Linked DNA regions of Mus musculus: regions 1 and 2 are each linked to region 3. Evidence: chromatin loops called from intact Hi-C (ENCODE). Cell type or tissue: heart. All regions are shown on one strand.

What was found. Peaks named below come from ENCODE experiments on the same cell type or tissue, not always from the same donor. Only the 100,000 strongest peaks of a DNase experiment are listed, where the experiment ranks them.
Region 1: a loop joins it to region 3, with 2.0 times the contacts of the local background. A loop is called at or near these places in 8 of 42 quality-filtered maps.
Region 2: a loop joins it to region 3, with 4 times the contacts of the local background. A loop is called at or near these places in 4 of 42 quality-filtered maps.

Annotation. Positions count from the first base shown.
Region 1 is chr8:61,393,698-61,401,697 of GRCm38, reverse strand. It overlaps Sh3rf1 (SH3 domain containing ring finger 1), which reads right to left. Exons shown (of 12, transcript NM_021506.2): 12 at 5,626-8,000. The coding sequence ends at 7,861. 5730405A17Rik (a long non-coding RNA gene) reads left to right here. Exons shown (of 4, transcript XR_001778559.2): 4 at 239-385. Among named protein-coding and RNA genes, the nearest start is that of 5730405A17Rik, 30 kb to the left of the region's middle. In heart, no CTCF peak of the experiment used is centred here; a DNase peak (open chromatin) is centred at 4,377; H3K27ac peaks cover 779 bases.
Region 2 is chr8:60,887,016-60,895,015 of GRCm38, reverse strand. It overlaps Hpf1 (histone PARylation factor 1), which reads right to left and starts at 4,588. Exons shown (of 8, transcript NM_028299.3): 1 at 4,480-4,588; 2 at 1,156-1,315. The coding sequence starts at 4,527. In heart, no CTCF peak of the experiment used is centred here; a DNase peak (open chromatin) is centred at 4,645; H3K4me3 peaks cover 2,098 bases; H3K27ac peaks cover 1,115 bases.
Region 3 is chr8:61,483,499-61,491,498 of GRCm38, reverse strand. It overlaps Cbr4 (carbonyl reductase 4), which reads right to left and starts at 3,765. Exons shown (of 5, transcript NM_145595.2): 1 at 3,509-3,765; 2 at 1,439-1,559. The coding sequence starts at 3,650. In heart, a CTCF peak has its summit at 3,564; DNase peaks (open chromatin) are centred at 2,668 and 3,768; H3K4me3 peaks cover 1,496 bases; H3K27ac peaks cover 1,141 bases.

The DNA of each region.
Region 1 (8,000 bases), 90 kb after region 3:
CTCGGTCCCTGTGAGTTCATATGAGCTTGGCTCAGTTGACGAAGAGGGCCTGGCTCTCCTGGTGTCTGCCATCCCCTCTGGCTTTTATTCTTTCTGCATCCTCTTCCACAACGTTCCCCGAGCTCTGAGGGAAGGGATTTAATGGAGAAATCCCATTTAGGGATGAGTGTTCTAAGGACTCTTAGATTCTGCGTAATGTCTAACTGTTGGTCTTGGTGTTTGTTCCCATCTGCTGCAGGAGGAAGTGTCTCTGATGATGGCTGAGCAAGGCACTGATCTATTTACCACTGAATGTACCAGAATGTTATCAGGAGTTATTTTATTGCTGCTATTTTTTTAAGAATGGTAATTGTACTGGCTGGTTTTGTGTGTCAACTTGACACAAGCTGGAGTTATCACAGAGAAAGGAGCTTCAGGTGAGGAAATGCCTCCATGAGATCGAGCTGTAAGGCATTTCTCAATTAGTGATTAAGAAGAGAGGGCCCATTGTGGGTGGTGCCATCCCTGGATTGGTAGTGCTGGGTTGGTTCTATAAGAAAGCAAGCTGAGCAAGCCGGTGGAAGCAAGCCAGTAAGAACATCCCTCCATGGCCTCTGCATCAGCTCCTGCTTTCTGACCTGCTTGAGTTCCAGCCCTGACTTCCTTGGTGATGAACAGCAGTGTGGAAGTGTAAGCTGAATTAACCCTTACCTCCCCAACTTGCTTCTTGGTTATGATGTTTGTGCAGGAATAGAAACCCTGACTAAGATAGTAATATTTGCCTTTACCTTAGTCGCTGGGCTATTTAGTCTCAGATTCTTGGTCACCCAAGCATCGTTGGGTATGGGGTCTGACTTGAGGAGTGGGTCTCGAGTCAAATCAGGCATTGCTTGATTACTCTCCAGAGCTTTGTGCCTCCACTGCCCAAGCATAGATTGCTGGTTGGATGCCATTATAGATCAAACAGTTTGTGGCTGGGTTGGTGTTTACATTTCTCTTTGGTAGTCTGAAGAATGCCCTCCTGTACCAGCGACACTAGAATATTGGGGTGGAAGGCTCTGTGTAGCTTGGCCTCTTCATGTTCAATGAGTTATGTGAGCGTTGTCTTCAGCATGGGGGCCTTGCTGCCCGTTTGTGGAGAGCAACCCACAGTCTAGGCAACAACCTGGATGTTTGAGCAACCTTATGAGCCCCTTTGTCCAACAACTCGATTAGATGTAAAATATTCCCAGAGCTGGAAGCTTCATCTGGTGACAAAGGATGGCCACTTGGTACTTCATCTCCATTATTTGGTGACTTCATTTAGATGGCCTCATATATGTATGCAACTTAGAAAGCTTCTGCTGTATAAGGTTCCCATTTTACACGTCAAGTGTCTTTTTGTTTTAGCTGTTTCTCCCCATAATCTCTGTGTTATGATGCTTCAACATCTGAAAGAAAGAAAGAAAGAAAGAAAGAGAAAGAAAGAAGAAAAGAACAAAGAAAGGAGAGAGAAAAAGAAAGAAAGAAAGGAAGGAAGGAAGGAAGAACGAAAGAAAGAAAGAAAGAAAGAAAGAAAGAAAGAAAGAAAGAAAGAAAGAAAGAAAGAAAAGGAGAGCTTAAGAGATGGCTCTGGATAAAGCTGCTCACATCAAGTCTAATGATTTAAGTTTGATGGCTGGGACCCATATAACAGAAGGAGAGGAGAGAATAGATTCCCATGAGTTGACCTTTGATCTCCATATGCACATGGTTGCTTAGGCAGGTATACAGACTTAGAGACACACACAGACATACAGGCATACAGCCTCTCTCTCTCTCTCTCTCTCTCTCTCTCTCTCTCTCTCTCTCTCTCTCTCTCGGTTTGTTAGAAATTGCTCTTTTAAGGGCTGGGCAGTTTCTAATATAACCAAGGCCCTGTGAGAACATGTACTTGATATACAAACTAACCAAGCCCCATTAGCACTAGATCTCTACTCAGGGGCACCCCAGCATTCCTTTGTCTTCATTGCCCAGGGCCAGGTGCCAAGCATCCAGAGACCACCCAGCAGCCTAAAGCTGATGAAATTACTTGAACTGTTCATCCTGTCTGACTTGGATTTCCTGCAAAAATCCCATCCAATCCCATCCAATCCTGACCTAAATATTCCCTTTACTTCCCTCTTCTACCTCCTGCACACTCTGAGTTGGTGTTGGTGTGTGTGTGTGTTGTGTTTTGTTTGCAAATATTTTTCCTTTAGTGGTCTTAACTATTATTGCATCCTGCTTTTTGAACTCTCTAGAGCCTCTGAGTATAATAAACAGGGCTTTCCTGGGCTTCTCTTCTTGTAGCAATATCTGAATGAACGGCTCGTAAAAATACAAAATATGGCTCAGGATCGTTGCTGCACTATGACCATCCAGCTACATGGTATACTTGAAGACAAGGGTAGGAAACAGCAAATGCACAAAATGACAAGGATACTCTAACCCAGTTTGTTTTAACACTTTAGTGTATATCAGCAAGAACCCAGTAGACTAGGGCATGATGATGTATGTCTAGAATCCTAGCACAGGGGAGGCTAAGCAGGAAGATCCCGATTTGAGGCCAGCCTGGGCTACACAGCCATACCATGCCTACCATGATGACAACCAAACCTAGCTAGGAAGTCAGTTGTTTCTAACTTGAAGGGGAACTGCAACATGAGCGTTGAGAGTAACCCAGATTCTACTTAATAGCAGAGGAGAAAGGATAAGAGAAAGACAGGTTCTGTCCCAAGTCATTTGCCTTTGCTTTCTTTTTGTTCTTTTCTTAGGCACAGAAGCTCTTTACGTGTGCAGGCCTTTATCTTGTTGTCTGCTACAGGAACTGCAGCAGTGGTTCTAACCTTCCTAATGCTGCGACCCTTTAATACAGTTCCTCATGTTGTGCCGACCCCTCCCTCCCAACCATAAATTACTTTTGTTGCTACTTCATGACTGTAATTTTTGCTACCTTTATGAATTGTAAATATTCTTGTTTCCCAGTGGTCTTAGGCCACCCCTGTGGTAGGGTCATTCAACTCCCAAAGGGGTCATGACCCACAGGTTAAAAAAAAAAATCACTGAATTACATTTTCCCCATTATTCTTTTGATGTTGGTTATGGTGTTTTAGCATATAGATTATCAAATATTCTGTAGTCGAATTACTTTTTTTTTCTTCTACAACTTTTGGGTTTGAATCATATTTAGAAAGGCTTTCTCACTTTAGAGTCTGTCTGTCTGTCTCTGTCTTTGTCTCTCCCTCTCTCAAATACCTTTACAAGCATTTTGACCTTGCAAGCTTCAACTCCAAGGTTGGCCACCTCTTAGAACCTTTTTTTTCCTTTCTTTTTAAATCTCAATAGCAGTGGTATATGGCTCACTGATCGCAGCTGGGATAACTCCCTTATCTTTGGAGACTAAATTATTGCTTAGTGCTACTTAGTCTGATCCTGTACAAATATACGGAATGGGGACTCAAAGATTAATGTCAGCTGCTGTTCCCTTTTACAGTACCGGAACCTCTGATCCTTGTGTGAGACAAGAATCCACCCTGTGCAAGATCTGTATGGTGTTCTGAAATGGGAATCTAGACAGCTAAATCAGGATCTTCTGACAATGGACAATGTACGTGTCAAGGGTGCCAACTTCCTCATGGACTCAAAATCCTACATAGAACTTTCCAAAGAGCAATAGCTGACAGTTGGCTGGGAGCCTCGCTGCAGACATCAACAGTCGATTAGCACATATGTTGCATGCTTTACTGTGATATGTACAAACACTGTGGGCCTTCACTGCAAGTACTGCTCAGGACTTTCTGGCAAGAGGAAGGCTCACGTGTTGATCACGTGCTCACACGGTGACTAAGCAGGCGTTTCAACTCCTGGGCACACTGCAACACTGGTGGCCACTGGGTTGCTGCAGCATCTTCTGTGGGCACTTTTATGCAGTTATGGTTTATGCTGCATCTTATATCTATAAACATTTCTCCTATTTTTTTTTTCTGTTTTCGTTTCTTCATTTCCGTTGCAAATAGCACCTTGGACAGTCTGTGTTTATGTAAGTTTTGATAAAATTTTAACTTTTAAAATAACAGATCTGTGTTTATTTTATGATAGTAAATGTTATCACCATACATGTTATGTTTTTTGTTTTTGCTTGACAGTGCTAGGTTTTATGGTCTGTCATGTATGTTCTCCCCCCCCCCCCCAAACTGTTACAAATCTCTAAATCTTGTATCTACAGGGACCTGCCCAGTTCAGAACTTTATCGTTCAAGGGTTAACTGTAATAGGAAACACTGTGTATATTAAAACTGTTACTGTTTACTTTGGCTGGTCACTTCTCAGTCAAATAGCTCCTTCCTGTGTCTGCTGATAAGGGCCTGTGGGATAGGCAGAGCAAAGTCCCCAGCACTCCCCACAGTCTGGATTCACAGCAAGGTCACTCCCTTCTGCCAAACTTGGACACTGGCTCATCTTGTCCGTAAGTACACTCCAGTTTCTTTTCAGAGGCAGACAGGTTCCCTTTCTTGAAGTATTGTCAGTTGGATCCTACTAGATAAGGCCAGTTTAACTGGGGTTTTAAAACACATTACAAATAACTTCATATGAGCCAGCGAGATGGTTCAGTGGGAATACTTGCTGGGTAAACAGGATGATCCAAGTTAGACACCCAGGAGACACAGTGGGAGAACAATTCCTGATCGATGTGCATGCTCCTGCACCATGTGTAGTGATGATGATGGTGATGGTGATGGTGATGATAAAGGTCTAGATGGCTCAGCAAGTGAAGGTATTTACAATCCAGGCCTGCCAGGTGAAGGTAGGAGAAAACTGATTCCACAAATTTGACTTCCACGTGTGTGCTTTGGCACATATACTATATATATAGTACAGTTGTCAATAGATAAACAAATTAAGTATGAAAGAAAGAAAGAAAACACGTTTTCCTCTGACCCTCACATTCACTAGTGGGATACATAGGAAGAGAGGACTGCGTCACAATTGGCTTACACAGGCAATTACAGAGGGAACTTCTGGCAAAGCTATAACACAACCCAAACTTCCTGATCTTTAATGATTTGATATGGTAGCCTAAAGTCAATAGAGAAATATATTTTTAAACGAGAATGTACGTGGACCTTTGATCTTGTGGGAGATTAAAATCCTGGTGAGCTGAGAGACAGCGTTCCCACGCCACACTATGTATTTGGTTGTGGGCCTGCTACACCCACGCTTAGAAATCAAACACTTGCTAAGTTATTTTAGGAACCCGGAGGGATCAAGCTCAGCAAGTGTTACACACTGTCTTAGGAGATCCAGAACTCATTGAAGAGTTTAAGTTTCTTGGGGAATAAAGTTAGTTTGAGAGAAAAAGAAATCATCACCATCAAGCCAAGCCTCATAGAAGGCACCCTCAGACGGAGATTCATCTGGAGTGTTACCAACTAGAAATCAAGTCCAACGTGTCCGTGCTGAAGAGGGCAGGAGTCCTGGGTTCCCTGGCGCTGGAGGTACAGGCAGCTGTGGTCTGGCCTGAATTCAGGTTCTCCACAAGAATGGTGCAGGCTCTTAAACAGCTGAGCCGCCTCTCCACCTCCAAGAGGTTCTTATTCATTTTAAGGCGCAAATTCTTCAAAGATTGATTAAAAAAAAAAGGGCCTAGAAGGGTTGAACATCAATTTTTAATAATGAAACCTTTCATCCAGTCCTCAAAATTACCATAAAAGGCATGAGAAATTGTCGACTTCTCATCCCCACCACGGTGTGACAAGCCCTTGTTACAACATCCATCTACTGTCTCCAAAAAGCCCAATACAAAACCCACACATTATATCACCTAGTGATCTACCAACAGATGAGAGTTTAACCAGCGTTATACCAGGAAGCTATTACCACGGATACTTCAATCACATAGCTGAAAATATGGAGAAAAGACAGGTAAAAAAAGAAATCATCTTAACTTGTAGTAGTCTTTTTGCTTTTTTAAAATTTCTATAAAATACACTAATATCCCAAAATAAAGAATATTATGACACATTGGTGTCGACTCACACAGATGAAAGCTGATGTCAGCTTTTTTCTAACTAAAGTTCATTTCACCAAACCTTTATATATTACATGAATATCCAAGTAAAGTATTTCTTTAAAAAAAAAATTCAACACAAAGGAACATAATATACAGTGTTTTTATATATATATAAAAAAAAATCAATTAACAGGAATGATTCCACTTCTAGCCACATTACGTATCTCTTTAAGACAATGGGATCTCTTGCCATTCTGTGACTCTTCAGTTCATGTCAATATTTCCCAGCTACTTTTATCTTAAAGTTAAAAAAAAACAAAAAAAAAAAAAAACAAAAGGAAAAGTTGGTTGTAAGACTTCCTTACTCTCTTACCCAGAAGAGAACCGTAGAACAAGGTCATTCACTACCAGGCTGTCTTCCCTCTATCTGCTCTCAGGACTAGCCAGACCCACAGCTGGGGTGGAATTGGAAGAGAGCATCAAAGGATGGATATAAAAAGATGGGCTCAGCCAGACCCTACCACAATTGTAAGGTGTGGGCACAGCCACTCCCAGCAAGCCTTGCCGAACAGTCCCAGGAGCGAGTGGTCTCCCAGAGCTCGCCCTTCACATCCGTCCGCTGGGAGGACACATGTGGATAAGCATTTTAACTACTGGTGTGCTGGCTAACGTGTGCCTTCACCCGAGAGGGAGCAAACATACTTAAGACATCTCGGTCAGTAGTGGTGGTGGTGGTGGGGGCAGGGGCAGGGGCAGGGAAGAGATCGCTGTGTATGTTAAACCTCCTGTTATCGGTCAGTTCTGAGTGAAAATTGCTATGAAATACACACACCATGCACAGTCCACACCACTGTGGGAATCCGGTATCACATGCAAGATGGCGGAGAAATCACGATGGATGAGTGGAAACGTTCACAGTGTTTTCTTACAGCCTTTTGACTTTAACACGAGTGCATCTCTTACCACCACTGTCTCACAAACTTTTACTGTGTCTTGGGGCATGCGGATCACTTGGGGATAGAATGGGAACTACGGTTCAAAGCCACTCACACACAGAGACTACCACTTTCTCTCACTTCCCACGGCGCTGCTGCTTGTGCTAGCAGACAAACGCGTATTTCCAGTCAATGGTTGTGCTTTAGTTTGCGTCTTTCTTTACCCACTTCGTTTCAGGAAAATGAAAAACCCACAAAAAAGAAATCCAGGATTAGGTCTTCAGGTTGATTTCTGATCAAAGCAGACAGATGGGGACCTACTAACTCCTCTACCTGGAGTCTGCCGGCTCCCCTCCCCAGGTCCTTCCCGGTACTGATTCAGCTGTCTGTTTGGAAAACTGGCATTTTTGTCTAAACGGAGCCAAATATAACGGCAGGGAGGAGGGCAGCAAGCAGGGGAGGGGGAGATGCAGTCTATGTCAAAAAGAATCTCTTGCTCTCAACAGACAGGAGAGAACCCAGCTTCTCCTTAACCATCATTTCATAAATTAATATTTTCTAAAAACCATAACCCAAAGAATTTGCTATTACAAGAAAGTTCAAGTTTTAAAAAAGCAAATAAATTAGTTAAGCCTTGTAAACAATTGTCCATTTTAGTTATACATCTTAAAAAAAAAAAGACATTTATCTGTAAAGTCCATTAGACATTACAAGGCACACTTTACACATCAGAACCCAGAGAGACGGAACCCACACAGGTGTGTCCTCCTTCCCTCTGCCCCTGGGGTAACCAGGCCGGGGCTCTGGAGTCAGGTGCCCATCTTCTGCTCGGTTCTTGAAGATCTGGAAGTCCACAGATGTGCTCTTTCTATGAAACTGCTTTGTGCTCTTTAGTCACACGTGGTGTGATGATAAGCTTTCTCCGTGTCCCGTCTTCTCAGATGTTTTCCACAAAGCTCCCTGGGAAAAGGCCAGTCTTCCCATTCCTCTGTAACGTGCCTTTGAACCAGCCGTCCTCTCGTTTCTTATGAACAAACACAATATCTCCTTCCTTGAGTTCAAGTTCGGCCTCACTCT
Region 2 (8,000 bases), 600 kb after region 3:
GACATCAGTTGAACAGAAATGTAGCACTGAATTTATGCTTTCCCCCTTAAACTTACTACTGCATTAGCTTACGCTTAGAGCATTTCTGCCTTTCCTTGGCCCCAGCCAAGCTGCTGTGCACCCTTCCAGGCCTAAAAGCCATGCACTTACCTTACCTCACCACTATCTGCTATAGCTACAAACATACAGGTTAAGGAGACAACATAGATTAAGGATAGAAAACAAAACCAAACCAAACCATTCCCTTTCCTTCTCATGAGCTGTCACTCCAGGTCTTTAGACTTCCAACTTCAGAGTGTCTGCAGCTTTCCTAGGAGGGTTACAAACACTGAAGCCATTTCCCTCTCCCTGTCTCTCTCTCCAGTAAATAGCCTTGATGCAAATTCTTAGTTTACCTAGTCCATTAAGACACGTTTATAGACGTAAAATGACAATATATGCACCCGCTCACTTTCCTTAATTCTGTATTCCTTAAATGAAGGAGTGTCCTGAAACTGCTTGCCTTGGCCAATAGGTGACAGTAGCATATTTAGCATTATGGTTTGTATATGACCTTAAACCAAAGCAGCTCATGTATGGAAAGCACAGTCCCCAGCTAATGACATGAGTGTGACTAATGGTTACATGACCTTGAAGGGTTCATCTTATCCCAGGACTCTTGCTCCCTAATGCTCTTTGCTTCCTGTCTGACATGAGGTAGGCACTTTCTGACACATCCTCATGACATAAGGTATCACTGACCCCAAAACAATAGAGCAAACTAACCATAGTCAGAAACTTCTGACCTGTCCCTGTCCTCCTGCTGGGTAAAACCATGATGTAACGGACGCTGTCCTCCTGCTCGGCTGTCTTTTCACATCCCAGCAATGAAGTTGACCGACAGAAATATTAACTTGTTCTCTGACTACATACCTCACTCACTAGAAAGAACTGTGGGAATGTTCTTTTGTCTTCTCTTTATTAAGATGGTCTCACTGTGTATCCTAGGCTAGCCTGAAACTTACTCTCAAACCAGTATCTTAATTGCTGAGACTATAATAGGCATGTCACCATGTGTGGCTAAAACCACTTTCTCTATGAGCTGTTTCTGTCCTTCCTCCAGTTTCCTGTCATCTCTTGCAGTCACAGGAGCAGAGAGAGACTAGACAGACTCACCAGCTGGCTTTTCAGGATCAAGCTCTTCACAGAACTTCCAGAAATGATAGAAATCTTCAGGCAGTGAAAGCTTATAAAGATTTTCCACTTCTTTTCGAAGGTCACTGGAGACATCAGCCTCAGAAAACTTACTCTTCTTCACCTCAACTGTCTTTTCACACTGAAATTGGCATATGAAACTTAAGTCCTCCCAACGAACTTCAACAACCACCCTTGCACACCAATATTGCTTACTGGCCAGTTTATGGGCACCATACACATTTTCCTAAATACCTTATGATTGTGAAGTGTGTGTGTGTGAGTGGCTGCTGTTGAGGCTAGAGGAGAGCACTGATCCCTGGAGCTGGAGCTGGGAGTTGCCCAACAGAGTGGACACTGTCCTGGGTCCTCTGCAAGCCCAGTGCATGCTCTTAGCTGCTGAGCCATCTTTCTACCTCCATTTTAACATGTTCAAACAAACAAACAAACAAACAAACAAAAGCAATAACAAAAGCATGAGCTCGTGATACTTAAGTAAACTCCAAGAGATTCTTTTGTGCAAAGAACACAGTTTACACGGTGGTCAAAAAATACCACCCAAAGCATGTCTCTAAATGTGCTTCTCCATAGCAGAGACAAACAAACCAAGAAGAAACAAAGGGAAAATGTAAAGCTGTCATAAAGGCATAAAAGTTTCAGCTCTATTTTGGTACCAAGATGCCATCACATCATCAGGCCTTTCACTTAAACAGACTCATCACGCACACCAGAAGCAAACGATCACAAGTAACTGGATACAAAGGACTTATCAGATAAAAGCTGTTTCTGTTAAGTACAAGGGCACACACCTGTCATGTTATTACCCAGCAACCATAGCACTTAAGAGGACTGCCTGAGCAAAGCCATCGTCGGATACATCTTTAAGAACAAACAAAACGAATGTACAATGGCACATATGCATGAGTAAGCCAGGATGAGACCAATTTCTTTGTATTCTAACCTAAAACATAAATAATGGGGGAAAAAAGCTGTTTTTTCAGGAACTCCAACCATAGTTAGGTCTGCACTACTTACCACAATCATTACTACCCTTCCACTTAAAACCAGATAACTTCCTTTTGACATTCCAAACAAAAAGAGAGGAGAGGTATGGTATAGTTAAGGATCAATATGGGAATATCCTCTGAGCTAAAAACCATGTCTTTCGGAAAAGGCTTTGTAATGCTAAGATTTGCATCTCTAGCACCCATGCAAATTAAAGGTTAAAGGATGCTATTGGAAACTGGCTCAGTGCTACCAAGGCAACTTGCTTACTTTGCGTATCTGTCTTGTTTTCTAAGTACAATCTCTTTCTTTCTGGGAACTTAGATCCTTGTGGTTCTGAATCCAGGCGAAACTCGGCACATTCTACCCGCAGCAGGACCAGCGGCACCTAGTGCTGCAGAGGCTAAGGGATACAGCTCAACGCCGCCCAGTGCGCGGGAGAGCTGCCCTCAGCAAGCCAGTGCCGCTAGAGTCGGCATTTCTCACCCAGGTGTTGATAACTACATGTTCTCAGGGGTCCAACCATATGTATTGGTAACTGTCATTCCAAGCCTACACACTGTATGTACAAGTCAGGCATCGGGTAAGAATTGTTTTTGACAGCACTGTCCTTAGGAGGTTGAAATGCCAGCCAACAGGAAAATAGATAGTTACAGGGCTTTCAAACACTGGGGAACAGTAACTAAATGAAAGAAAGAGAAGTACAGTTAGACAACATGGCTCAATCTTTGTATGATGTTCAATTAAGAAAACCCCCCAAGATTAGATAGATGTGTGGTGGTTTTAAACAGAATAGCACTTATAAATTTGAGTACACCAAGGAATGGCAGTACTGGGAAGGACTAGGAACTGTGGCCTTGGTGGAGGAAGTGTGTCACTAGGGGATAGATAAGACTTTGAGGTTTCAAAAAGCCCATTCCACGCCCAGAGTCTCTCCCTTCCTGCTGCCTTCCAGTCTAGATGTAGAACTCTCTGCTTCTCCTGCAGCATACCTGCCTGCCTGCTACCACGCTTCCAGCCGTGGTGATAGTGGACCGAACCTCTAAAACTGTAATCAAGCCCCAGCTAGGCACTTTTTTTTTTTTTTAATGGTCATGGTGTCTCTTCACAGCAGTAGAATACTGACTAAGACAAGATGTACCATAAAAGCTTTTTAAGGAAACAACAAACTCTACAAGAAGGCAAGGGTAACTCCAACTTCAGGGTGATAGCCACAGTGACTAGAAGCGGCAGGAAATGCTTAGGCAAAAAGGAAAAGGCACCCAAATGGGTAGATGCAGAACTGTGGGAGTGGTTTTACATACAACGTATTTGGTCACATTGTCCCCTTCCCTAACTCCACATGACTTCAGGGACTGAATTCAAGTCATCAGTACTATTACTCTCTACGTCATCAAGCTGGACTTTGTTTAAGACAGGTCTATTGTAACCCAGGCTGGTCTTGAACTTGTAATGTAACTGAGGAGGACACTGAACTTTTGGTCTTATTGCTTCTGCCTGACAAGGCTGTTCTCTTTAAACCACATTTTTAACTTGGTGTTGTGAGAAAACACAACACAACGAGAATAATACCTATGTTCGCCATCCACTGGCCGTTAAGCCTTAGCAATCGCCTCACCCTACCCAGTTTAAAACATAGCTGGTGTCACTTTTGTTAAACGTTCGTTTCCCTGCTTAACTTCTCCCATTAGCTACTGTATGCTTAAGGAACCCATGAAATCATGTAAGAGTCCAGACTGGCCAATCTATCACTCATCTGAGAACCCGTATCCCTTACACTTCCAGGTCAGGCTACCAAAGTAGCCGGGCAGTGGTGGTTCGTGTCCTGGAGGCAGAGGCAAGAGGGTCTCTGTGATTTGGAGGCTACATATTGAGTTCTGATCTACATATCAAGTTCCAGGACAGCCGGGGCTACAACATAGAGACTGTCTTAAACAAAAGTCTTTAATAACTCCAGGGCTTGTTAATTCCAGCATTTTCTTTTACACACCTGCGTTAACCCCAAGCAAAAAAAAAAACGAAAGGTGAAATGTTTGTTCGCGTGTGCCTCGCCGCCCTGGCAGCTCCTCCAGTTTCCATCAGCTGGTTAGTAAGTGAATGAGTGAGTGAGTGAGTGAGTGAGTGAGTGAGTGAGTGAATGAATGAATGAATGAATGGTCCGTCCGCTGGCTGCAGAGCTTCGTGGGAACTGGGCTGGCGCTGGAAAGGAACGACTTCCCCGGGCCATTGCCCCGCAGGGCGGCCCTCGGCTCCTCCACGGCCCATAGCGTCCCCATACCCAGCGCATCCCGCCTCGCCTACCTGCGGTCCCGCCCCGGCCGTCCGGCGCTTCCCGCCACCGCCAACCATCCCGCAGCCGCAGCGAGCGAGCCAAGGCCCGCGCTCCTGCCGCTTCCGAGCGCCCGCTAGTGCTTCCGGGTTCAAAAGCCGCCAATCCGAGCTGCCGCTTAGCCACTCAGAGGCGCCAATTTAGAGACCAGGCTCCGCCCCCTGAGACGGAGGAGGACGCAAGGCCCGGTCCGCAGACCTGGGGTGGCCCCGCCCCCCCGAACGCAAGCACCGCCCCCTGAGCTACATCCGGGGCCCCGCCCATTGCCTAGCGCCAGCGTGCGCTAGAACCTAGACTATATGACTATTGAATTTGGGTTCTTAAGGAGCGATAAACTTCGTCCTCATATGCTCAAGAGAGATAGCTTTAAGATGCTGCCTCACTTCAGCCTTTTCGTTTTCTTTGTTTCTACTCATTTAAAGAATTAATTTTTTGCACTCCATCCCTTTCTCTCTTTTTTTTTTTTTTTTTTTTTTTTTTCCGAGACAGGGTTTCTCTGTGTAGTCCTGGCTGTCCTGACTCAGAAATCCGCCTGCCTCTGCCTCCCGAGTGCTGGGATTAAAGGCGTGCACCACCACCGCCCGGCTTCCCTTTCCCTTCCTATTGCACTATTGTCTAACACTAAGTAAACCTATCTTTTCTCTTTTCTTTACCTCCCTCCATTTCCTTCCCTTTATCTTCACATCCTCTCTCTCTCTCTTTCTCTCTCTCTCTCTCTCTCTCTCTCTCTCTCTCTCTCTCTTCTCATTTCTCTGTTCTTCATTCCTAATACAATTCGTTTTTTGTTTTTGTTTTTACAAATCTTGGCTATGCTTAGTGTAAGCCCTGTACCACGAGCAGCTGCAGCACCCCGAGCCAGTTTAAAAAGGCACACTGTCAGGCTCTACCCAGAGCTTAAAAATCAGAATCTGACTCTCAGGAAGAACACAGTTTGGAAGACACACTCCTCCACCACCTTCCCCTTCTCTTCCTTATTCACAATTTGTATACTCTCATTTTGTGGAACATATCCTTGGTTTTAAACTTATTTTATTTTTAGTTATATGAGTGTAGATTTGTAGATTTGTGTGTGTGTGTGTGTGTGTGTGTGTGTGTGTGTGTGTGTGAGCGCGTGTCCCACAGATGGCAAAAAAAAGGCATCGGATTCTCTGGAGATAGAGTTATAAGTGGCAGTGAGCCACTCGACGTGGGTGTCCTGCAAGGGCAGTGTATTACTCTTCACCACTGAGCCTTCTCCTCCGGTTTTGAGGAGCACTTCAAACCAGGGGCACAGCTGCTCCCTTGCTGTAACTGGGGCGGGAGTGAAAGAGAAAATAAAAGACCTAAAGGTCGCACTCCCTCCATCCTCCTCCTACCCCACTCATGTACTCATCTGGTACATGTTTCACACCAGCTGAAAGAATTTCAGCACACCTAACAATACTTGAAAAGACTGTGATAATATAGGCTAAAGTCTTTAGAGAGCTGTTTGAAACAAGAGTGTGGAAAACAGCCAATAACCCATACTTGGGATTAGAATGTTTGTTTCCATATGACCTTTCATACTAACCTTTATCTCATTCACAATCCTAACCAGTGCACCTCTTAAACTACTTTATAATCTCATTTACAAAACGAGATTCTTTAAAATAAGCGAATCCATTCTTTTTACATTTAATTTTAAAACTTTAATCTTTGAGGCTGGTTATAAATTACATTATTTGAACAATGTAATTTCAAAATCTCTATCAAATATAGATTTTTTTTACAAAAAGACATTAAAGCACATCTCTTTCTTATCCTGTTTTGTTTTTGTTTTTATTTATTTGTTTCATTTATTTTTGTTTTATCTTTTTTTTTTGTTTGTTGGTTTGGTTTGTTTGTTTGTTTTGGTCAAGTTGACCTAGGGTCACCTGGGAAGAACCTCAATTGGGAAAATGCCTTTATCACATTGCCTGTAGGCAAGTCTGTGAGGCATTTTCTTGATTAATGATTGATGTGGGAGGACCCAGCACCCCGAGGGCTTTGGTACCCCTGGGCAGGTGGTCCTAGGTCCTATCAGAAAGCAGACTGGACCAGGCATGAAAGCAAGCCCCGTGCTCCACCGTGGTCTCTGCTTCAACTATTGCCTCCAGGTTTCAGTGTGAGTTCCTGAGTTCCTGCCCTGACTTCCCTTCATGGTGGAGAGGAAAGGGCTTATTTCTTCTTATAATGCAAATGTAATATCTTTTTAATTACTTGTTTTGTATTGGTATTGAGTGTACCCCTTGGAGCCCAATAGAAGAAAGGCTGGAAATCTGAATAATCTCAGAGTGTGTCCTCCATGTAAACAGGTTCTCCAGGGAAATAGCCCATAGACATTCATTCTTTGTCTGTCCATTTTGTCTGTCTATTCACCTATTCAGTTCACATGATGGTCGAGAAGTTCCACAGTTTTCTCCAACTTGGGAACTCAAGAAAGCTACTTCTGTAGTTTGAAGCTCTGGAATCCAGGATGCTGGTGCTTAGAGTGGAGTTTTGGGCCTTAGAAATGAAAACTATAATCACTGAACACAGGAATAGAAGGATGACAAAGCTCGAGAGTTCTAGCTGGGGAAAGGGAATAGAGCAAGGGAAAAAGAACAAGAGGAGAAAAGGAGGAGGAAGAGGAAGAGGAGGAGGAGAAAAAAGAGACTTTCGTTTTATCCAGACCCTGAGTGGACCTAATGGTGCTCATTAACACATATGAGGATAGTCTGTTTTATTCTGTATTTTACATACTTTTTATGCATTGTCATCTGGAGTGATGCTAATGAACTTTATATTACATGAAATTTCTATGATGACATCAGTACCCAAGATAAACAACTTAGAGAGAGGGAAGGGGATTTCTTTTGGCTCAGGTTTTCCATTCATGTAGAGAGAATCTCTTGTGCACTGTGTGGAAGCAGCGGCTGTCAATAAAAAGCTGTTAGCCTATTCAGCTTCGGCAAGAAATAGGAAGAAGGCATTCCAGCAGGGAGAGAGGATTCTGGGATGAGAGTCAGATGAGGGGAGAGATTTGCCCCAAATGTTAATGGAGACAGAAGCACGAAACTGAGAAGAGGTAACCAGCCCTGTGGCATTCATAGAACAGAATAAACAAGTTAAGTTATAAGCTAATTAGGAACAGGCCCTCATGTATAGCCTAGGCATTTATTAAGATACAATTCAGTCTCAGAGTTGTTATTTGGGGAACTTGAGTGTGGGTGGGAAAGCCTGTGGTCACATGTTCACTTAGCTCAGCTCTGTGTTTCTGGGTCTGTAGTAAAGCAGTCTATCATGGTGGAAAATGGCAGTAGGAGAACGTTTCTTGCCTCATGGCAGCCTAGAAGATGAGGTAAAGTAGGATGGTTCTAGGACATGATGGACTCTTCACAGCCATATCCCCAGTGACCTATTTCCTCAAGCTTCCCCAATTTCCACCACTTCCCAAAAATGCCATTGAAATCTAATTCGCCAGGGGATTAACCTCCTGATTAGGTTAGAGTTTTCA
Region 3 (8,000 bases):
AATCTGGATGCTAGAGGACTGGCTCAGCAGGTAAGAGCTCCAAGTGCTCCATCAGGAGAACTGAGTTCACTTCCCAGCACATGTGTCCAAAAGCTCTCAGCCACCTGTAACTCCAGCTTCAGGGTATTATACATCCACTTCAGAACTCCACAGGCAACTGCATACATATGCACGCCGCACGTGCACTCTCACACACACACACACACACACACACACACACACACACACACACACACTATTTTAAAATAGCAGAACTAAATATTTTTTAAAAAATCAAGTCAAAACATACGTACCAGAATTTTTTCTGGATTAAAATATAGTATAAGCTATGCTTTCTAGCTAAGTGCTGGGCAGTCCCATTTTGAACTTGGCTTTAAAACCACTAAGATAGCTGTTGATAATCCAGAAAGGAGCCACAGGGAAGGCAGGATTCTCCACCTCTCTGATAGACTGATAAATACTGCCAGTGGCTAAACACAGTAGCAAGTAAACAAATGGTTTAAGCTACTGCCAGTTTTGCCTTCTTTAACGGGGCTGTAAATCTAAATACTTTCTCCTAAACAAACCCCCCCTCATCCTATTATTATTACATTTATTATCCTACAAACATTACTATTAAGCTTGTTATGATCAATGGAACTCAGAACACTGGCTTCCTGTGAGAAGAGACCAAGGGAGTCTTCTGGCATGCTAGGTGATATGCCGGTGATGGTTGTTAGGACTGATCCAACTGGACATTTATCTCATCATAAAAGAATTAGGCTAAAGAAATGGCTCATTGATCAAGAACACATACTGATCTTACAGAGAGTGCAGGTGCAGTTCCAAGTAGCTCACAGGCTCCCGTATCACCAACTCCAGGGATTTGATGCCCTCCTTTCGCTCCTGTGGGAATCCACACACTCCGCACGTACTAACATGCAGATACACACACCATTTTTAAAATAAAAGAATGTATGATAATTTTCTAAAAAGCCTTTCCAGTTAGAAATAAAACAGCCTAATATATTGTCTCATACTGATGTGGTGTTCGGAGTGAGAATGGTCCCCGGAGGCGCATATATTTGAATGCTGAGCCCCAGTTTAGAACCAAGTTTGGGAAGGATTAGGGAGTGTGGCCTTGTTGGAGGAGGTGTGTCACTGGGAGTGGGCTTTGAGGTTTCCAAAGACTGGCTCCATTCCCACTGTGCCCTATCTCTGCCTCCTATATGCCAATCACAATATGGGTTCCCGGCTGCTGCTACCCACCATGGCTTTACTCCACCAACATGGCTCTAACACTCTGAAACCATAACCTCAATCGAACACTCTGTTTTATATATAGCTTTGGGTCATGACATTTCGTAATAGCAATGGAAAAGAAACTAAGCCATCAACGCATTAAGAAAAAAAATCTTTTAAAACAGGTATCACAAATTCACCTCAATCTTTGACCAACCTGTTGATACCGGCTGCATTTACCAAGAAATTTACTGGACCTAAATGTTTCTCCATCTCTTGAAATGTACTCTGAACATCTTGTTCTTTGGCAACATCACACCTAAATGCCAAGTGGTTTCCTACAAAACAAAGTTAAATCAGAATTACCTCTAAATCTTAACTTGAATTTCGAATTTATTTGCTTTATGATTAGACTCTTCAGCAAGCCTGTGCTGGGCCGAGCAATGACAGCCAGTCATGGGTTCCTGCCCTCAGAGCACACGATGAAAGGACAGGGTGGATGGAAGTGAAGGAGAAATAATGAGGTTTGTTTTTTCCGTCTTGTGTATGAGTGTTTTGTTTTTGTTTTGCTTTGAGATAAGGTTTTACTGTGTTGCCTAGACTGACTTCAAAACTCAGGCTCATCTTGCCTCTGCCTGCCAAATTCTAGGATACAGCAAGTACATAAAATAAAACATTATCGAAATCTAACTTTAACTTTGGAGTTTTCTTGAATGGGAGATTTAGACACAAGAACTATGGGTACCTGGCTACCCATAATGTTGGCACTTGCTGGACTCACAAGTTCATGGCTATTCTGAGTGACACCTCAAACCCTTAAGAAGAAATAAGCTTGGAAAGTCTAGAAACAAAAGTGGTCAGGGCCAGCAAGATGGCTCACTTGATAAGGGCACTTTCCACCACGCCTAACAATCTGGGTTGAACCTTTGGGTCCCATACAATGAAAGGAAAGAACAGACTGTCCTCTGAGTTCCTCAGGTGCACAATGACATAGATGTACTCATCCAACCAAATGAATAAATGTGATTTTTAAAACTGCAATTAAATCTGGGCATGGTAGTGTATACCTTCCGTCTCAGCTTTGGGATAGGAGATTACTACTGTAAGGTTGTGGCCAGCATGGACAAGAGAGGTGGCTCCATAGAACTCCCTGATCCCTATCACCAAACTCACGAAGTCACTGATGGGCTTGGGGAAGCAACCCTGACTTCAAAGTAAACATATTCCCTATCTGATAAGCTACCATATTAATATATATGCTCCTCAATTTATGATAGGGATACATCAAGATGAACCAACTATATGATGGAGAGCCGAAGAACAGGTAACTAGTACCACAGGGCAAGGTGGAGTATCTAGCAAACTGGAAGCAATGCTGACTGGCTAGGTGTTGAGGCTCGTGTTCACACCCAAGGTGAACAGATGTGTTCCCCTGTGTTCCCAGCACGGAGGAGGCAGAGACCAGCTCCTGATCCAAGGGAAACCTAGGCTGCGTAGTGAGACCCTATGTCCGAGAAAGCTGGATACCACACCGCAGGTTCAGAGTGTACTCTGTACTAAAGACATCACCGTCCCATCACAGTAAGGAGATCTCAGCAACTGGGAAGCTGAGACACGAGATCCACAAGTTCAAAGCCAGTGTGAGTTACATATCAAGGCTATTTCCACATAAGTAAAGAAATATAGTCGGCACCAGACACTCTTAGACCTACAAGATACCCAATGCTTTCCTGATAGTGACATGTATTTTTCTCCATTCTTCAAGTTGTCTTCTCCAAACGAGACTTAAACTTGCAATGCAATGACTAATCCGTTAATAACCTGGGGTTGGGGGGGGGGGGGCTGGAATAGGAATACAATCAAAGGGCCTGGGAAAACAAATTAGTAACTTACTAAAGTCATTGATGGGCTTGGAGAAGCAACCCTGACTTATCAAGAGTTTCTCTTTGAAATACTGTCGGGTGCCTTCGCAAAGGGCAAGAGCTCTCAGCAAAATGCAATCTAGCCATTTGTATCTGACTTCTCTACTTTCAGTATAATCGCGTCCATTCTCTCCTCCCAGAGGCCAGAGCAAGGCAGCTCTCAATATCAGCACTGGCCGCGGGGAAGGCAACTACTTGTCAGGGGTCCTTAGAATCTGCCTGGAGTAGGCGAGAGCCCCTGTGAGTGTTTGGTCATGGGGCACGAGCGATCTGGGGCGCAAACCCGGGTACATGGGCAGGGCCCGTGGACTGGAACTCAAGGACTTGCACCTTGGTCGCACGGCGAGGACACTTCCGGTACATACCGCCGAGCTCGCCGGCGGTGACTTTGGCCACTTCCAGGTTTCTGGAGACGATCGCCAGACGGTAACCCTTCTGGGCCATTAGCTGGGCTACCGCCCTGCCGATCCCCCGGGAGCCTCCAAAAACCGCACAGACTTTGTCCATCTTGGACCGCGGACCAGCAAGATGGATCCCTGAGACTCAGAACTTGTAATAAAAGACACAGCTACTGACAAAACCAGTATGCTCTCCTTTCAACAGACAACCCAGGCCACAAAACAAGGCGCGAGGATTAGACGTCAGTGCACACGGACTCTTCGAGGGTTGCATTGCATTCTGGGACTTGTAGTCCTTACTCTCTTGCACTTGTGAGCATTTTAGTAACTGCTGCTGGATGCCTATTCCCAAGCCTGGTTAGTTCTATGAGGGTAAATGTCCTGTCAAAGAGCACAAGCCGTGTGTGGTGGCTCAGGCCTGTTCACTCATCACTGTTCAAGGCCAGCCTGGTCTAGAGAGTGAGATCTTGTCTCAAAGACAGCAACAAAGAAAGAACACTGTGTAGAGGGATTCAATAAATGCTTGTACTCCTCTTTTTGAGGAAAAGACCTGCTATGTTACCCAGGCTGGCCTCAGATTCTCTATGATTCTCCTCCCTCAGCCTCCACAGAGCTGCTGGCATCTACAGGTATGGGCCTCCACGCTCTTCGACTGATCAGAATAGAGTAAAGATTAAAGAGCAAGCTTAGGTCATTATTGGCAATATTGGGTTCCTATACTCCTAAATAAGATATCCTGAGTGCTTTTTTTTTTTTTTTTAAGAAAAAGTTAGCTGGGCATGGTGGTGCATGCTTTTAATCCCACACTAAGGAGGCAGAGGCAGGTAAATCTCTTGAGTTGAAGACCAGATTGGTCTAGAGTTCCAGGACAGCCAGGGCTGCACAGAGAACTCTGTCTCAACCATGCCTCCCAAATAAACAGATAATAAATAAATAAATAAATAAATAAATAAATAAATAAATAAATGGCATGATTTGTTAGCATTCTAGTGTAAAGAGAACATTTCTTGACAGAATATTAGTGTACTAAATAAAAAAGTAGACCATAGTCCCTATTGGAGGTAGGGAGAATTCTGGAGCAACAGGACTAACTCACATAAAACTCTAATGGGCTAAATTGTTTATTAAAGTACAAAGTTGTATTAACACCAGAAATCAAAAGGCCAGTGAGGACTGAAGGCACAGCAAGCTGGCAAAGCCGGGTCTGAGTATTGATTTCTAAATTGGGGAGGGGTGGGGACCTACCAGAAAAGTTGCACATTAATTTTAAAGTTTTTCTTTTTCTTTTTTTTTTACCTTAAAGAGAATACTATATAGTTTATTAAGCAAAACATGAATGACCAGATTTATGTTGCTACAAATCCCATGTTCCAATGTTTTATGAAGTTTTTCATTGTAATAAAACAAAGCCATACATATTTTTAACCCATCAAGTCTAGCTAGTGGTGTGAGTGTGTGTGTGTGTGTGTGTGTGTGTGTGTTCCACTGGGTATTGGAGACAATCTTCAAATATGTTGGTTGTCAGAGAAGAAAGGTAAATACCAACTCAACTAAACACCCCTAGATCTACAATGACAATCTGCCCTGAATGTGACATGCCCATGCAATAGTTGTTGGTTACATAAACAATGTTTATGCAAAAACCATGACTGGATTTAAGGCCCACCCCATGAAGCTAAGCCTGTCAATACTTGGTGACCAAAAACCTGAGACTAAATAGGCCTAGGGGAAGTACCTACGACAAATATCACTGTCCTGATGAAGTAATGTAGCAATAAAAAAGACTCCAAATGACATTCTGCTATTTCCCTTGGTCAATGTCATACTCAGCCCTCACCGGAGAAGCTTCCTCTTCCAGTATACGGGAACTAACAGAGAGCCACACCTGGACAGTGTGCAGAGAGTTAGAGGTTGGGATACTCACTATATGTTCTAAATGGGATATCTTCATTAAACCCGTCTGCTCAGGGTTCAGGGATCTATAACAAAGATGTGGAAATAGTGTAAGAGCCAGAGGGGAAGAAAGACACTAAGGAGAAAGTGTCTTCTAGACGCCAGGATTGATGTAGATATCAACTCAGAAACTGTAGTAGCATGCACAGAGCCTACACAGGTCCAAGCCAAATGGGTCCAAGCAAGAGGGAGAAGTGGACATGGATTTCCAGCCTTAACCCAGAAGCTGCCTCCTATTAATAACTGCTTGCAAAGGAAAATTAGTTTGCTCCAGCAGACTTTCATTGAATATACAAACTACACTAAAGGGTAAGGCCAAGGCCAGCAGTAAACTGCTGACACCAAAGAAACTCACTGGTATGTTTGGAATTTTTTTTTGTCTCATCTTGCCCCATTTGAACAATTTTTTTAAACCTTACTACTCTTTTGCTTGTATATTGCGGTTTCTAATTTGGGGTTTCTAAATTTCCTTGTATGTTTCTCTATGTTTCTTGTGGGGTTTTTTTGTTTGTTTGTTTTTTGTCTGTTTGTTTTTCTTTTTTTTATAGAACATGATTTTAATATTTTCAACTCTTAATATTCAACAAACAGAATAATTATTTTAAGATATATTTCATTGTTATGTCTCCATTTTATGATTTTATTAATTTGGATATTGTCTCCCTGCCCTCTGGTTAGTCTGGCTAAGGCTTTATCTTGTTGATTTTCTCATAAAGAGCCAGTTCCTGGTTTTGTTGATTCTTTGGATAGTTTTTTTTTGTTTGTTTGTTTGTTTCTATTTGGTTGATTTCAGCCCTGAGTTTGATTGTTTCCTGTCATCTACTCCTCTTGAGTATATTTGCTTCTCTTTGTTCTAGAACTTTCAGGTATGCTGTCAAGCTGCTAGTGTATGCTCTCTCCAGTTTCTTTTTGGAGGTACGTAGAGCTATGAGTTTTCCCTTTAGTATGGCTTCCACTGTGTCCCATAAGTTTTGGTATAATGTGTCTTCATTTTCATTAAATTCTGAAAAACCTTTAATTTTTTCTTTATTTCTTCCTTAACCAAGTTATCATTGAGTAGAGTGTTGTTCAGCTTCCATGTGTATGTGTGCTTTTAGTTGTTTTTCTTGGTATTTAAAATGAGCCTTAGCCCTTAGTGATCAGATAGAGTGCATGGGATGATTTCAATCTTCTTGTATCTGTTGGGGACTGTTTTGTGACCAATTATATGGTCAATTTTGGAGAAGCTACCATGAGGTGCTGAGAAGAAGGTATATTCTTTGGCTTTAAGATGAAATGTTCTATAAATATCTGTTAAATCTATTTGGTTCATAACTTCTGTTAGTTTCACTGTGTCTCTGTTTACTTTCTGTTTCCATGTCCATTGCTGAGAGTGGGGTGTTGAAGTCTCCCACTATTATTGTATGGGATGTGCTATTTTGAGCTTTAGTAAAATTTCTTTTATGAATGTGGGTACCCTTGCAATTGGAGCATACATGTTCAGAATTGATAGTGGAGCATACATGTTCAGAATTGATAGTTCATCTTGGTGGAATTTTCCCTTGACCAGTATCAAGTGTCCTTCCTTGTCTTTTTTTGGTAACTTTTGGTTGAAACTTGATTTCATTGTATATTACAATGGCTACTCCAGCTTGTTTCTTGGGACCATTTGCTTGGAAAATTGTTTTCCAACCTTTTACTCTGAGGTAGTGTCTGTCTTTGTTGATGAGGTCTGTTTCCTGTATGAAGCAAAAATTCTAGGTCCTGTTTATATATCCAGTCAGTTAGTCTTTGTCTTTTTGGGAGAATTGAGCCCAATGATATTAAGAGATACTAAGGAAAAGTGACTGACTTCCTGATATTTTTGTTGTTAGAGGTGGAATTATGTTTGTTTGGCTATCTTCTTTTGGGTTTGTTGAACGATTACTTTCTTATTATTACTTAAATCCTATAAGAAAATTGTTGGTTACATCCATAACGTTTATGCACCTGTGGGCGTGTTCTTTCCAGGACACTTCTTAGTGCAGCATTCCAGGTTCATATCAAGACTACTGATGCTTTTACCCTCAAGCAGCCTACTTAGCTCCTTTTCCTACTATGAAAGCTAATGAACAGGAAAGAAGGTGTCTGATGAGTACCAGCTTGATGTCTCCCAGTCCGATGGCAAAGTGTGTGGTGTCTTCAGCAGTAGGGTCTTCACCAAGAGTAATGGCAACCCCCTGCATTGTCTTGAGGGTCTCTAGTCTCCCCTTGATTGACAACTTTAGGGGTGATATCTCACACTTGACACTGTTTTTGTTTGTTTGTTTGTTTTTGTCTTGTTTTTTTTTTTTTTTACTTGTTAGTCTATGGGTTGTGGAAGGAGTATTATTCCCCTATCTAGGGTATAGAGCTAATTATTTTAAAAGGCAAAAGTGGTCAAGCCTTGGCCATGAAAGTCTATAATCCCTAAAGTCCCTGGAGAGCTGAGGAATGAGGTTCGAACGTTCAAAGCCTACCCTGATTACAGAATGAGTTCAAGAATAGC